2 separate regions of the Homo sapiens genome follow, and region 1 is linked to region 2. Evidence: read pairs that join two places in POLR2A ChIA-PET (ENCODE). Cell type or tissue: Panc1. All regions are shown on one strand. Region 1 overlaps NOTCH3 (notch receptor 3). Region 2 overlaps BRD4 (bromodomain containing 4).

What was found. Peaks named below come from ENCODE experiments on the same cell type or tissue, not always from the same donor. Only the 100,000 strongest peaks of a DNase experiment are listed, where the experiment ranks them.
Region 1: POLR2A ChIA-PET joins it to region 2 with 8 read pairs; 4 of 35 experiments call an interaction of 5 or more read pairs at or near these places.

The regions. Positions count from the first base shown.
Region 1 is chr19:15,163,491-15,171,490 of GRCh38, forward strand. It overlaps NOTCH3 (notch receptor 3), which reads right to left. Exons shown (of 33, transcript NM_000435.3): 26 at 7,181-7,335; 27 at 6,841-7,063; 28 at 6,596-6,680; 29 at 3,759-3,921; 30 at 2,297-2,601; 31 at 1,878-2,025. Among named protein-coding and RNA genes, the nearest start is that of MIR6795, 12 kb to the right of the region's middle. RefSeq lists an enhancer at 6,844-7,434. In Panc1, no CTCF peak of the experiment used is centred here; no DNase peak of the experiment used is centred here.
Region 2 is chr19:15,280,507-15,288,506 of GRCh38, forward strand. The region is part of intron 1 of BRD4 (bromodomain containing 4); the gene reads right to left. Among named protein-coding and RNA genes, the nearest start is that of BRD4, 48 kb to the right of the region's middle. RefSeq lists an enhancer at 5,635-5,684. In Panc1, no CTCF peak of the experiment used is centred here; no DNase peak of the experiment used is centred here; H3K4me3 peaks cover 430 bases; H3K27ac peaks cover 4,340 bases.

The DNA of each region.
Region 1 (8,000 bases), 120 kb before region 2:
AAATAACAATAACAACTACAAAACAGATAAATTGGACATGATCAAAATTGAAACTTTTGGCCAGGCACAGTGGCTCACGCCTATAATCTCAACAATTTGGGAGGCCAAGGTGGGAGTATTGCTTAAGGCCAGGAGTTTGAGATCAGCCTGGGCAACAAAGTGAGACCCCATTTCCACAAAAAATTTAAGAATTACCCAGGTATGCTGGCACACACCTGTAATACCAGCTATTCAGGAGGGTGGGATGGGAGGATCACTTGAGCCTGGGAGTTTGAGGCTGCAGAGAGCCGTAATCATGCCACTGCACTCCAGCCTGAGTGACAGAGTGATACCCTATGTCTAAAAATAAAAGAAAAAAAAAGTGGTCCATCGACACAATGGATTATTATTCAGCTGAACTATGCTACAACATGGGTGAACCTTGAGAACATAATGCTAACTGAAAAAAAGGCAGACAAAAAAGACCACGTATCATATGATTACATTTATATGAAATGTCCAGAACAGGCAAATCCATGAAGACAAAAAGCAAATCAGTGGTTGCACAGGGCTGGACAGATGAGGGGCTTGGCAGATGATGGCCAAGTGGTGAGAATTTATTTTTCAGGTGATGAAATGTTCTAAAATTGATTGTGGTAATAGTTGTATGACTCTGATTATACTAAGAGCCATTGAATTGTACACTTTAAATGGGTGAATTGTATGGCATGTTAATTATATCTCAATAAAGCAGTTTTTTGTTTTTTGTTTTTTGTTTTTAAAAAAAAGGATGGACTCAGTGGCTCATGCCTATAACCCCAGCACTTTGGGAGGCCAAGGCAGGTGGATCACCTGAGGTCAGGAGTTTGAGGCCAGCCTGGCCAACATTGCGAAACCCCGTCTCTACTAAAAATACAAAAAAATAGCCAGGCATGGTGATGGGCACCTTTAGTCCCAGACACTTGGGAGGCTGAGACAGGAGAATCACTGGAACCTGGGTAGTGGAGGTTGCAGTGAGCCAAGATCACACCATTGCACTCCAGCCTGGGTGACAAGAGTGAGACTCTGTCTCAAAAAAAAAAATTAAAAAAAGGGCAACATAAGGAGAAAAAAATTAAATGAACTAAAACATTTACTTCTTCATTTGCCTCAGTCACATTTCAAGTCACTATATGTGGCCAGTGGCTACTATACTGGACAGTGCAGAGAATAATTCCATCATCACAGAAAGTCCTATTGGCCAGCCCTGCCCTAGAACTGTGGCTCTCAACTAGGAGAAACTCCCTGCCCCCAGCCCCCAGAGCATTTGGCAACGTCTGGAGACTGTTTTTTTTTTTTGAGATGGAGTCTGTCCCCCAGGCTGGAGTGCAGGGGCACAATCACGGCTCACAGACTCAACCTCCTGGGCTCAAACGACCCTCCCACCTCAGTTTCTGGAGTAGCTAGGGCCACAGGTATGCACCACCGCACATGGCTAATCTTTCAAAAAACTTTTGTAGAACCCACTATGTTGCCCAGTCTGGTCTCAAACTCCTGGCCTCAAGTCATCCTCCTGCCTCAGCCTCCCAAAGTGTTGGGATCACAGGCATGAGCCACCACACATGGCCTGATGTGTACGTTTATTATAATAACTTCCAGCAGGTGGAAGTACAGTGTGTCCGTCTAACAAAGCAGGTGGAAATGAAGTATCTAGGGGAAAGGCACCTTTTTCTAAATCCCTGAGGCACCCTAAGGACTAGTGGTGACCCTGCATGACCCTGCAGGCTTCATGAAGCCTGGTTATGTGTGCGTGAGCTTCAGTGATTGGGTCTCAACATGGGTATGAATTTGCACCAACATGACCCTCAGGGCCCAGGTGACACCAACCCAGCTTAGACTTGATTCCTCTGCCAACCTACCAAGCTCATCCACAGCATTGACATCAGCATGGCTGGCGATGAGCTCTTCCACCATGCCCTCTACTGCCAGGCGGGCCGCCAGGATCAGTGCCGTTGAGCCATCTGCCATGCGGGCATCCAAGTCTGTAGAGCGGTTTCGGATGAGAATCTAGGACAGAGAGTGGATGCAGCAGGAGGGGTCATGGCAGGAACAGAGGAATCAGGAGCACCCCTAAGTCCCATGAAGTCCCCAACCCCCATACCCCAACCCCTGAAATTGGTGAGGTTCAGGGAGCAGCTGCTTGACAGATACTGTATTCCCATATATCCCCATTTTCCAAATGAGAAAAAATGAGTCTGAAAGGCAGAACTGGGGCTCAAACCCAGGTAAGTCTAATGCCTGCCCCAGCTCTGAGGTCCAAAGTGTGTGCCTATCTCACCTGGAAGACACCCTGGGCATCGGCTGTGACAGCTGTGTGCAGGGGAGTGCGGCCTGAGTGGTCCTGGGCATTGGTGTCTGCCCCAGCATCCAGCAGCCGCTTGGCTGCATCAGCACGGGCATAACGGGCAGCCAGGTGCAAAGCAGTCTCGCCAGTACGGTCAGTCCGTGCCCCAAGCTGAGCCCCCTGGCAGATCAGGTCGGAGATGATGCTAGCTGATGTGTCATCTGCCTCATCCTCTTCAGTTGGCATTGGCTCCAGAGCCCCCCCACAGAAGGAAGCCAGCATTAGCGGGGTGAAGCCATCTGCAGGGACAGGAGTGTGTCAGCAGGAAGGTAAACACAGGGCCTTTTCCAGGAAATGTTATCAAGGGTACCCCATTAGGAGCTAATGGGACACATGGAAAAATGACAATTAGCAGATCCTCCTGTCTGCACACCCACACCCAGAATGAGGATTCGTGGGCACGTGATTTGTCACAGAACTACTCCTAGGGCACAGGGAACACAGGACAAGGGACTCTGGGAGTCAAGCAAGTGTGCAACCTCCAGTAAATTCCCAAAGGGTTATTCCACCTTGATCCTCCAAAGGGACTCTGGAACATGTGTTGTACCCCAGAGTTCTAATCCAACTCAAGGCAAAGAAACCATCCCCTTCATACTCCTGCACCCACTGGTTAGGAGCTGCCCCTTTCTGCCAATTCATTTGAGTGTTTTAAAAGGGGGGGGGAAAAAAAGAGCTGCCCCCAGGGACATAAAATCCCAGGCACTTCAGGCCCCAGCAGCCAGAGGGACTTCAAAAGAGAGCCATAAGTACAGGCCATTTGGAGCATAAGCAAAATGAAGCTAAGGCAGGAATGCCCTGAAACATAACAAAGATGGATCTAAGAGGATCAAACAACATAGTCCGCTACACTGCACACACTGTACACAAGCACTTGTCCTCATTTTTCTTAGGGAGCCACTTGCATCCGGTTCTCCATTCTCAAGCCCTGGGTAGAGACTGACCTCCCCGCTCCACCAGCAGACCCGACCCCCACCAGCTCAAAGACAGGTATGTGAATCAGGCTTGGTCAATTTGCATATTCCAGCCCCCTGGTCATACTGATTGGCTCAAGGATGAGCACGTGACCCTAGTCTGTCCAATCAGAATGCATCCTGAGACTTTTCTGGAGCATTAAGAAGGTTTTGTAAGATTGGAGTCAAAGGGTAGAGAGGGGAAAACTGAGTCCTGGATCCAAATGTGCCACTTTTAGTTAAATGAGTTGATAAATCCCTTGTTTTACTTAAGCTAGTCTGAGTTGGACCTTTGTCACTTCCAACCAAGAGTGTTGCTGAATACACACACCCTTCACAGAAGCTTAGAGACTCCCCCAGTTCTCCCCAAAACACAGAGTCAGAAATAACCTCTCACAGGTAGGATGGGTGAGGGGCATCCCTTTGGGAGGGGCACTGTCACTAACCTGGGCCACGCACATTGACATCCATGCCATCAGCATCTGCGTCGCCCTGTGGTGGTGTCAGTGCCATGGCTGGTGCCACGCGGATGTCAGCAGCAACCAGATGGTGTTGAGTCCACTGACGGCAATCCACAGCCTCCTCAGCCCCCATGCCTGGCTCCTCTACCTGGAGGGGCAGGCACCCTGGATCTCAGATCTCACCCTTTGGTGCTGGGGAGAGCCACTGCCAGGGATGGGGCTGGGCATTCCTACAGGTTTCTCTTTAGGAGATACACACAGAGCCCTGGGAAATCATTTACCATCTGTTTGGTGTTTTATTTGTTTTTGAGACAGAGTCTCGCTCTGTCCCCCAGGCTGGAGTGCAGTGGCATGATCTCAGCTCACTGCAACCCCCGCCTCCCGGGTTCAAGTGATTCTCCTGCCTCAGCCTCTGGAGTAGCTGGGATTACAGGCACATGCCACGGTGTCCAGCTAATTTTTTGTATTTTTAGTAGAGAAGGGGTTTCACCATGTTGGCCAGGCTGGTCTCGAACTCCTGACCTCAGGTGATCAGCCCCTCTCAGCCTCCCAAAGTGCTGAGATTAACAGGAAATCAATGTGTGCCATAGCCCAAGGAGGTAATAAAAGGAAGACACAAGGTTTCTTTTTTTTTTTTTTTTTGGTCTTTTTGAGTAATAAATGGCTTTAATTATTTATGTATATATTTTTTAGAGACTGAGTCTCACTGTGTCACTCAGGCTGGAGTGCAGTGCTGCAATCATACCTCACTGCAGCCTCAACTTCCTGGGCTCAAATGATCCTCCCACCTCAGCGGCCCAAGTAGCTGGGACTATAAGCACACAGTATAAGCAGATTGGGATAGCATCTGATCCAGGTTCAAGTTCCAACCCCACCCCTTAGTAGCTGGAAGGCTCTGGGCAAATCACTTTGAAGCTCTGAGCTTCTCATTGGCAAAATCAGGATGACGCAGCCATTCCACCATGCTAAGATACCACCACAATTACATTGGGCCACCCCTTTAATACCTCTAATACCTACTTTGGGATGGGAAGGCAGAAGGAAAAGTCTGGGTTGAGCAGGTTTTTTTATCTGTCCACTGTAATAGATGATTCCATTTCACAACATTAAAATATGGACAGAGGAAGGGAGTTTGTAAATTGAAGTATATGTCAATAGCTACTTTACAGCGTCCTCAGAGAGATGAAATAAGATGTTTTATGTGCATTAGAGACATTCAGCGGGTGCCTCAGTAATGCTAGCAGGATCTGTATGGACTCAATTGTGCCCCCTCTAAAAATCATACAATGGCCGGGCACGGTGGCTCACGTCTGTAATCCCAGCACTTTGGGATGCCGAGGCGGGTGGATCACTTGAGGTCTGCAGCTTGAGACCAGCCTGGCCAACATGGTGAAACCCCATCTCTACTAAAAATACAAAAATTAGCCGGGCATGGTAGCACATGCCTATAATCCCAGCTACTCGGGAGGCTGAGGCAGGGGAATCACTTGAACCTGGGAGGTGGAGGCTGCAATGAGCCAAGATCACGCCACTGCACTCCAGCTTGGGCAACAGAGTGAGACCTGGTCTCAAAAAATAAATAAATAAATAAACAGAAATCATACACTAAAACCCTAAATAATATATAAAATTTCCATGTGCCTGCATTTGAAGATAGGACTTTATTTTTAGACAGGGTCTTGCTCTGTTACCCAGGCTGGAGTGAAGTGATGCAGTCATAGCTCACTGCAGGCTCCAACTCCTGGACTCAAGTGATCCTCCTGCCTCAGCCTCCCAAGTAGCTGAAATTACTGGTGCAAGCTACCAAGCCTGGTGAGATAGGGCCTTTAAGGAGGTAATTAAGGTTATATGAGGTTATAAATGTGGGACCCTAATCCAATAGGATTGGTATCCTTACAAGAAGAGGATGGGATGTCAAATCTGTCTCTCTCTCTCTCTCTCTCTCTCTCTCTCTCTCTCTCTCTCTCCCCTCTGTGTACACAGAGGAAAGGCCATGTGAGGCTACAGTGAGAAGGCGGCCATCTGCACACCAGGAAGAGAGCCCTTACCAGGAACCAGCCCTGACAGCACCTTGGGCTTGGACTTCCAACCTCCAGAACCGTGAAAAAATTAATTTCTGTTGTTTAGGTCACCCATGCTGTGGGACTTTTTTTTTTTTTTGAGACGGAGTTTCGCTCTTGTTGCCCAGTCTGGAGTGCCAGGTTCAAGGGATTCTCCTGCCTCAGCCTCCCAAGTAGCTGGGATTACAGGTGCCCGCCACCATGCCCAGCTAATCTTTTGTATTTTTAGTACAGACGGGGTTTCACCATGTTGGTCAGGCTGGTCTCGAACTCCTGACCTCAGGTGATCCACCTCTGTGGGATTTTTTAATGGCAGCCAAAGCTGACTCATACTGAACCCAGGGGCATGACTCCATGAGCTCAGAACCGGCTCAGAGCACTTTCAGGCTAAGTCCATGCTGGACAAAATAGGAACTGACAGAGATAAGGCAGACTCGCTCTCTGGGCTGGGGGGACACCTCCAGGAAGAGTGCAGGCTGGCCAGGAAGCAGGATCCTGGCTGGGGAGGGGCAGGATGGAGGGGAGGATTTTCCACCTGCCCGGAGGGACCCTTGGGGCCCCAGTGGCAAATCTTCCTCCCTCTGAGGTCACAGAACCACACTGAGAAGAAAGGGTTGCAAAGCTGGGACTATTCTCTGGAGCTAGGGAGGTGGGGACAGCGGTGCCATCCCCTGATCACGCCCATCATCCACTGGGGACCCCACCCAGTACCCTGAGGGGAGGGGTCAGAGGAGGGGGCAAAGGTCAGAGGGGGGGCAGTACCTTTAGCCGCTTGGCCTCTGGGCACTCTGTGTCCATCCAGTCTGTGGCCACCTCCCCCATCAGGCTCTCACCCTTGGCCATGTTCCTGGCGGACAATGGGAAGAGGGGATGTGAGGGGGACACTAGAGGTGTCCAGCTGGGAAGGAGGATTTGGGGTGGGGTCAGAGGTCTGAGTCAGGTCAAGGCGGGGTCCAGGGTTCACAAGGTCCCCGTAGTCAGGGACAGGGAGCGAGCAGGGTTCTCACTTCATGCCCAGCGCGTCCTGGCCCACGGGTTCCCGCCGGCCCTTGTGACCAGAGGCCACGTCCTTGTGCAGTGAGAAGCCCTCAGGGAACCAGAGGGTGCTGTGCTCGCGCTTGCGCCGGGCCACCATGACACCCAGGACGAGAATGACCAGCAGCAAGACAGCGCCCGCCACTAGCAGTGGCAGCAGCGGGACGCTGGGTTCTGGAGGCTCCAGCGGCTCCCCTAAGAGCAGGAAGCAGAGGGCGGGGCTTCAGCCGAGGGCGGGGCTTTGGCCTCAGGCGGGGCTTCGGCCGCCCCCAGCTCCGCCCCCGCCACCCCCTCCCCAAGGCAGGGCCGCACCCCGCACGTCCCGCAGTGGGTACGGGAAGTCCAGGCGCTCCACCGCTGACAACGCTCCCAGGTAGTCAGCGGCGCTCTGGGCATCGGGGAAGCAGTGATCATTCTCAGGCGACTGCAGGCAGAGCCGGTTGTCAATCTCCAGCATTACTACCGAGCTGCAGGGACAGCAGGGAGGGACCAGAGGGCTCAAAAATTGCCCGATGCACCCCCTGGTACCAAGCCCCACTTTCCCTCCCCAGCGCCTGGCTCTGAAGCGCCATCTCCACCCACAGGTCTCCATGGCCCACCTGCATCCACCTGGCATCCAACCCCACTGCACCCCTAAAACGTGTCTTGCTGTGGTCAGCAGTCCCCCCAGAGCCATGAATCCAATGGATATTATTTTTTGATCTTGCACCGAGGCTGGAGTGCAGTGGTGCGATCTCGGCTCACTGCAACTTCCCCTCCTGGGTTCAAGCGATTCTCCTGCCTCAGCCTCCCAAGTAGCTGGGATTACAGGCGTGTGCCACCATGCCCAGCTAATTTTTTTGTATTTTTAGTAGAGACGGGGTTTCACCACGTTGGCCAGGCTGGTCTTGAACTCCTGACCTCAAGTGATCCTCCCTGCCTTGGCCTCCCAAAGTGCTGGGATTACAGGCGTGAGCCGCCACTGTGCCTGGCCTGTTTTTTTTGTTGTTTGTTTGTTCTGTTTTGTTTTTTGAGACGGTTTCACTCTGTCGCCCAGGCTAGAGCACAGTGGCGAAATCAGAGCTCACTGTAGCCTTGACCTCCCGCCTTCAAGCAATCTTTCCACCTCATTCTCCCAAAGATCTGGGACCAC
Region 2 (8,000 bases):
TGCTTACAATGAGATATATCCCGTGTCATAGGTGAAATCTAAAACATACCACTGTGCTGAAGTCATGAGGTGTGGGGGCAAGGGGAAGGGACACCAAGTTGTTATTTATGCTTCCCAAGCAGTAAGATGCCTGAGGGGACATGGCTTAAATTTGTTTTATTCCATACAGACTGCCAGCCAATGCCAACTGACTACAGCCCCTCATGAAATCACAAGTTCACAGTCACACATACCCTTCAGGTAGAGGAGGTCACCTCTCCACCGCTCCAAGGCTCTTGAATAAACAATTATTTTCAGGGAATGCTAGATTCTGCCCAGGGACAAAAACAAGAGGATGAGGGACCCTGACTGGTAAAAACCTGGTAATTTCTCAATACAATTCAATTTACAGCAATTTACATCTTATCTTGTCCTAGAAACATCTTTGCTGAAATGCTGATTACACAACATCAATATCAGAAGGTCTGTTCCCCTCCTAGGTGCTAGAGTGGCATCTACTTCAAATTCCTGACAGCGGCTTCTTTAATTGTGCAATCTGTGTCAGTGGGGAAGCACAAATAGGATTACTTTTCCATCTGACTGGCTCAGGCAGCTGGTGAGAACAGCGCTCGTGTCATCAGCCAGACTGCGCCGCCTGGAGCCGGGCCAGTGGCCGTGCGCCGAGGCAGCTCTTAGAGGCCTTAATCCTCCTTCACGCAGTGTGTATACACCCTGCCCCCCACCCCTTGGACCAGCCAAGTGGTGGGGCCCCATTACCTCTTGACTCTGCAGTACCCCAGACCCTGCAACTTGCCTTGGATTAGACAAGCCAAGGCAGAGATATACTGGCCTTGCTGCTAGGGGAGAGTGTGAGCCACACTCAAGCTCTCTGTTCCCCACTGGAGGGGACACAGGCACACAAGGATCTTGCAGTCAGGAGGCCAGGAAACTGGGCGGGACACAATCTCACCAACCAGAATTCCAGTCTCTCTGCTTTTGAAACTCATCAGCAGGCTAATTAAACTAGTAGCACTGAAAATGCTGCAGCATCTTTTCACTGCAAAAGCTGCCAGCAACTGGAGGGACAAGTGGCTCAGGTACAGTGAAAGGATCCATTGTTACATGTGGGTTACATCATGTTGCTGATTGTTAAATCTGGGCGGATGGATTCATGAAATGTAAAATGTTCCTGTGAGAAGCATGTAGCAAAAACAAAACTTTGACATGGACAAGATCAAAACTGTTGGGTTGGCCAGGCATGGTGGCTTACGTCTATAATCTCAACACTTTGGGAGGCCGAGGCGGGTGGATTGCCTGAGTTCAGGAGTTCAAGACCACCATGGGCAACACAGTGAAACCCTATCTCTACTAATATACAAAAAATTAGCCAGGCATGGCGGCGTGCACCTGTAGTCCCAGCTACTCAGGAGGCTGAGGCAGGATAATTGCTTGAACTTGGGAGGCAGAGGTTGCAGTGAGCCGAGATTGTGCCACTGCACTCCAGCCTGGGCAACAGAGCGAGACTCCATCTCCAAAACAAACAAACAAACAAACAAACAAAAACTGTTGGGTTAAAATGTATTCCAGCAGGGGCAGGCTAGGCTAACTTTTCCTGTAAAGGGCCAGAGAGCAAATATTGTCAGCTGTGCAGGACAAACAGCCTGTTAAAATATTCCATTCTGCCATCATCATAAAATGAAAGCAGCCACAAATAATCCTGAAACAAATGAGCCTCACTGTGTGCCAAAAAAACTGACTGGCCTGCAGGCCATAGTTTGCAGCCCATTCCATAGATTTCTAGACTTTGTGAAGGTAAGAGAATGTGATGTTACATCAGAAATGCAGGATGCAAAATTACAGATGAAATTAGGTAACAATGCCAGGTGGGTGGGCACAAAGACCCACAGAATGAAGCCAGAGGTGGTGGCAGGTGTGTGGATGACAACACCTACTTACACTGAAAACCAACCAACCACTCGGCCACACATGTAAAAACTACTCAGCCTCTATGCAATCTATCCCCTTTGACAAGCCCATACTGGCCTCTTGGTGTCTGTCCACTTCTACCTGGTAAGTTGGCCCTTCAGGCACTACACCTGGCCAAATTACAGGCTGAAAGATTATGATAGAAATGTCATTAATTCAAGCTATGCATTCCCACTGACTCAGCTGTGCCCTTCACAGTTAAGAGTGGCATTTTCTCCTTGTTGACTCCTTTAAAGCCATTTCCCCATCTCCTTTACCTGTCTTCACTTTACACCTTTTCAGCTATTCATCTTTTTCAACAGAGCTGTGGGGTATGTGGCACTGAGATTCATCCACACCATAATATGAAACACAGCTGGAAGTGCTGACACACACAGTCCCAGCTCTTAGGAGGCTCAGGTGGGAGCATTGCTTGAGCTCAGCAAGGCTACAGCAGTTAAGCTATGATCATGTCACTGCACTCCAGCCTAGGCGACAGAGTAAGACTCTGTCTTTAAAAATAATAATAAATTAAATAATTAAATTATGAAACGCAATGTGACATGACTGTGAATTTATGGATTAAAACCCTGCTTTGAGAGAGACTCCAAGATGGCCAGGGAGCAATGCAGATCACAAAGTAGGGGCTGGCAGTGAGCTGGGCACTTTGCTCTGCTTAAGAGGGGTGTTTCCTAGGAGGAAGGAAATACGGGGGACACACTTGGAGAATGAAAGACTACAAAGACAGCAAGAGTGGGAGAGGAAGTTCACTTCTTAGAGGGCACGAAGAATTAAAATGAGAAGAAAGTTTAAGAGTGAAAGACAGGTTTAGTTAAACTCAGCTGATAATACACTCCTGGGCTGCCCCTGGTGTCAATCAGAAAATTTCTCCGGATGACATCACACCGGTCTTCTGAAATTTTCCCATTGCAAACAAAAGCATAAAAACTAAGCTTATAATCCTCATTTAAATTTAAAACTATAAAAATTTCCTATATACCAAACACCAGGGAAACATGTTATGACAGCTTCTATGTGAGTGGTCAAGATCACGCCCTTTGGGAATTTGGGAAGCCAAGAGAGAGATGAGTGAAATGCAAACAACAATCTGCATGGTTCATGACCACAATGCCTGTGGCTGAAATGTTCCAAAACACACCAGCTTAACACACAGTCCTGTTATGTGTAAGTGGAAACAACACTGAACTCTTGAAACAGATCCACGAGTGGGAATGGTGACATTCCAATCAACTGCTCTAATTTCACCCACTGGGAAGCCGCCCGGGTGAGTAAGCAAGAGTGTATCACGCCTCTTAAGTTTCTTCTCAAAGCAGCAGAGCAGCGGCTGACTCAAGGTGTCCCTGGAACCTGCCCACACTCACTGGGGACACAAAAGGGAACAGGGCTGGCACAAGTGCTTTCAGAGACACCATGACCCAACACCCCCACCAGCAACATTTTAGCCATGACTAGCAAGAGCCCTTGCTGGGTGGGAAAGCCAAACTAGACCTTTGATGGGCACGAGGAGAGATGGAGCCAGGAACAGACACATGCATGAAAGGCAATAGCACACAATGACTCAGGGTCCAGAGGTATCAAAGCCTGGGTATCTCGATGAAGAGCTGACGTTAATGGGATGATCTTTTCTTCAATGATATTACCCTGGGCACTTCATTGTGATTTTAAGAGAAAGATCTGGAAAAAACGTTACACCTGTCAGTATCTAGACACGCTCAAGAAATGGCTTCAGACAAGAAGACTTTTCTTCTCATCTTGCCCTCACCACTCATTAGGTACAGAATCCAATCTATGGGGATCAGGAGGAGGAACGGCATCACTTTTCTTGAAGAAAAGGGAACGCAGAATGTGACACTAAATTAACGTCAGAGCTTCCAGCTTCCAAAGACCCCAAGTCCCTGGCTGACAAAGCAGGAACTGAAGACTGACCCAAGACCCAAAGATGACCAGTCAGTGAGAGCTGACAGTGTCTCAAGTGCTGGATTTATATCTGATACACACCCCCAAGGGTACACAAAAGGCCATTCTTACAACTTTACAGAAGCCTTTGATGGTCAATGCCGTCCTAGGTAAACAGGCCAAGGGGTCCCCACCTTCCAGGCAACATTAACTTCACTTTCAAGCTTCTCTTCCCTCAGGTAAAAGCAAGCCACCCAGATAACCCATTCCATGCACTGCTGGGAGGCCCTCCACACACATTCAGTGTCTACTTCTGTCCAGACAACTGAACTGAATCTGCTGGAGAGGGATGCTTGGAAGTAAATAGCTGTCACCCTCTCATCTCAGTAACTTTCAGAATATAAAGGAGCAGAATAAAATGAAACCCACACCACTTCAGACGACTACAGCTAAGGAAGCAAAAAACTTGGCAGGCATAATCACTTTGTGAGAACCATGTTCTTGTTTGCCCCTAATTCCACCTAACTTCCACAAAGTAAATAACCCACAGAAGTCAAGCAGCCCAACTCTTACACTGACAGGCGAGTACATGGAGGTGCTGGAGAGAAAAGACACAGAGCATGCCTCATCTCCTCACTGTGCACACCCTTCCTCCTCTCTCCAGCCCCTGCAGGCAGCAGCCACTCACAGAGCAGCCCTGGGTGCTGTGCCACAAGGGAGCCTTGGATGCAGCCAAGTTGGCATCTTGCAGACTCAAGAGTCCATCACACAACCTAAGTTCACTCCCCTGCAGATGTGGCCAGCTTGTCCTCTGAGTCCACTGAGGAGTAACAGCCACTTAACTGGTAAGGAATTTTCAGACCAATAGAAACCAAAACCCAGGGCAGCGACTATCACACTCGTATGGAACCTGTGGCAGTCCCTAGGAACGCCTCACCACCTTTCTACTAAAAATCTGATTAAGTTCAGGAGTTCAGGCCCAGCCTGGGCAACATGGCAAAACCGTGTCTCTACCAAAAATACAAAAGATTAGCCAGGCTTGGTGGTGCACGCCTGTGGTCCCAGCTACTCTGCCCAGCTCCAGCTACTTGGGAGGCCAAGGAGGGAGGATCGCTTGAGCCTGGGAGACAGAGGTTGCTGTGAGCCGAAATCACACCACTGCACTCCAACTTGGGTGACAGAGTGAGACCCCATCTCAAAAAAAGAAAAAAAAATCTAAGGATGTAGAAATAAGGTGCATCACACATAAATAAAGCCTTAGACTAGGGTCTAGCATACAGAATGAAAAAATTTTAAAAAGTGCACATCCCTGAGTAGAAAAGAGATGGCAAGATAACATAAAACTTTGGCTAATTTTTATTACTACTTTTTACATTTGTTTTTCCCAACTCCCTGAAATACCATCAACATAGTTATCAATCAGGAACTAAAGGGAAAAAATACTTTAAGGAGGACTTAAATGGCCAGGGGTGGGTGGGGGCACGAAGCACAGCAGGAGAGACACCTGGCTTAGTTAGGATGGTGCCCACTCTGAGTTTAGTAACTGCTTTAGGAGGCGTGTGTGAGGAGAGCCAGAGAGCAACATGCTGGCAGCATGAGACCCACTGGCCTTCCCTAGCTCCCTAAGTTATTCCCAGGTTCTCCCAGATGCCATGCTAGGCTTGCCTCGTCCAGGGAGGGAGCCACCTCAAGGAGGTGCCCCATTACCCTCTCCTAAGTCCCAATACCCTCCCACCAATTCTTCCCACGCCTCTGTCCTATGGACCTAAGGCCAAAAGCCAGACAAAGGGGGACAAAGGTCTTTCCTCAGGTATCCAGTAACACAAATCAGTCCAGTCCCCTCCACCCCGAGCAGATGAGAAAAGGAGCATAGCCCCTCCCCTGCACCGGCCTAACATGGAGGAGCCAACACAGTGCTGCAGCAAGACCATAATCAGGCACCGTGGTACTCACAGGCTGGAGGCCTTATTAGCACAGAAGACGAGAAAGAGACTTCAGCAGCAGAGACAGGGAAGTAATAGGGACATCAGGTGGAGGGCATGGGAGAGGAAGGTGGCTGCTGCACGGAGGAAGTGAAACTCCATACTTGCACATCTGCGCATGTCCAACAGAAATACAATGTGGCTACTCATGCCATTTTAAAATTTCTAGGAGCCACATTAACAGAGAAAGCAGGTATGCTTACCCAAAATACCATTTCGACATATAAACGTGTAACATTTTTTTCCTTACTAAATCTGTGAAATCTAAGTGTGCATGCCCCACAGTCACAGCACAATTCAGGTGCTAAATTTTCACCCAAAATATGTGATCTGTATTTAGATTCCATAAAACTTGCAGCTGAAAAAGTAGATTCACATACCCGAGGTGTCCCCAACATATCTGGATGTTTTTCACTAACTAAACTGAGCATCAGCTTTGAAAATTAATTAGAATTTGATTAAAGTAAAAATTCATTTCCTCGGTAGCACTAGCCACATTTTTTGATGCTCAAGAGCCACGTGGGGTTAGTGCTGACCTCACTGTGAAAATCTAAGAGGTTTCACTGGCTAGGAGGCCAAGGGCAGGCATTTTAGGAACTCTGCTCTGGGGCCACAGGGATGGGGAATACTACACATTCAGGCTGGTTAGACCCCAGTCAGTTTCCACACCTACCACTTTTATCACCCACAGATCCACCTGTGCTTTAAATCAACCTGCTCAACTAAAATATATCTATTTAAAAGAAAACATTAACATAGCATTAGTATTAACACATCACCTGTGTGAATGGGGGAAACATATGGGAAATCTCAACACAGGATACAATCATTGTTGAGTTTCCTGTATGCAAAAAAATGTTTATGCGGTTTTAGAGGACAGTGCCTTTATTCTTTTTTTTTTTAAGACACAGTAAAAACTTTAATAATCTTATTTTTATTATGGTAAAATATATGTAACATAAAACTTACCACTTTAACCATTTTTTACTGTATAGTTTGGTGACATTAAGTGCATTCACGCTACTATGCAATCACTATCTAGCTCCAGAACTTTTTAATTTATGTATTTATTTTCTTTAAAGATGGGGTCTTGCTATGTTGCTCAGGCTGGTCTCAAACTCCTGGGCTCAAGCAATATTCCTGCCTCAGTCTCCCAAAGTGCTGGGACTACAGATGAGCCACCACAACTGGGCGTTTCAGAACGCTTTCACCTTGTAAAACAAACTCTGTAACCCATATATCCACTAAACACTAACTCCCAATCCCTGCCTCTGGCAACCACCATTCTACTTTCTGTCTCTGTGGAAGTGACTCCTATAGGTACCCAGCGTGAGTGAAACCACAAAGTATTTGTCTTTTTGTGGTTGTCGTATTTCACTTGGCATAACGTCTTCTAGGTTCATCCACATTGTAGCACCTCTGAATTTCTTTTTTTTTTTTGAGACAGTCTCCCTTTGTCGCCCAAGCTGGAGTGCAGTGGTACGATCTAGGCTCATTGCAACCTCCACCTCCTGGGTTCGGCGATTCTTGTGCCTCAGCCTCCCGAGTAGCTGGGACTACAGACACGTGCCACCACGTCTGGCTAATTTCTGTATTTTTAGTAGGGACTGGGTTTCACCAACTTGGTCAGGCTGATCTCAAACTCCTGACTTAGATGATCTGCCCACCTCGGCCTCCCAAAGTGCTGGGATTACAGGTGTGAGCCACTGTACCTGGCCTGAATTTCATTCCTTCTTAAGGCTGATTAATACTTCATATTTTGCCTATCTATCCATCCATCAATGGACACAGGTTGCTTCTATAATACCTTTTGGCTACTGTGTATAGGGCTGCTATGAACATGGGCGTACAAATACATGTTTCAGTCCCTGCTTTCAAAGAGAATGCCCTTAAGAAATGTTTGCTGAAGTACACAGAGGTAATATCACATCTGCAACTTATTAAAAGGATTTATGGGTGGCTGGGAAGGATCGCTTGAAGCCAGGAGTTTCAGGCTGCAGTGAGCTATGATCTGCCCTCCAGACTGGTGACAGAGCAAGACCACATCTCAAAAAATAATAAATAAAAATAAATAGAAGAAGAGGAGTGAAACACAGGATCCAGTTATAAACTTGGACAATCACCCATCAAAAATCAGCTCCTTCCCAGAAGATGTTT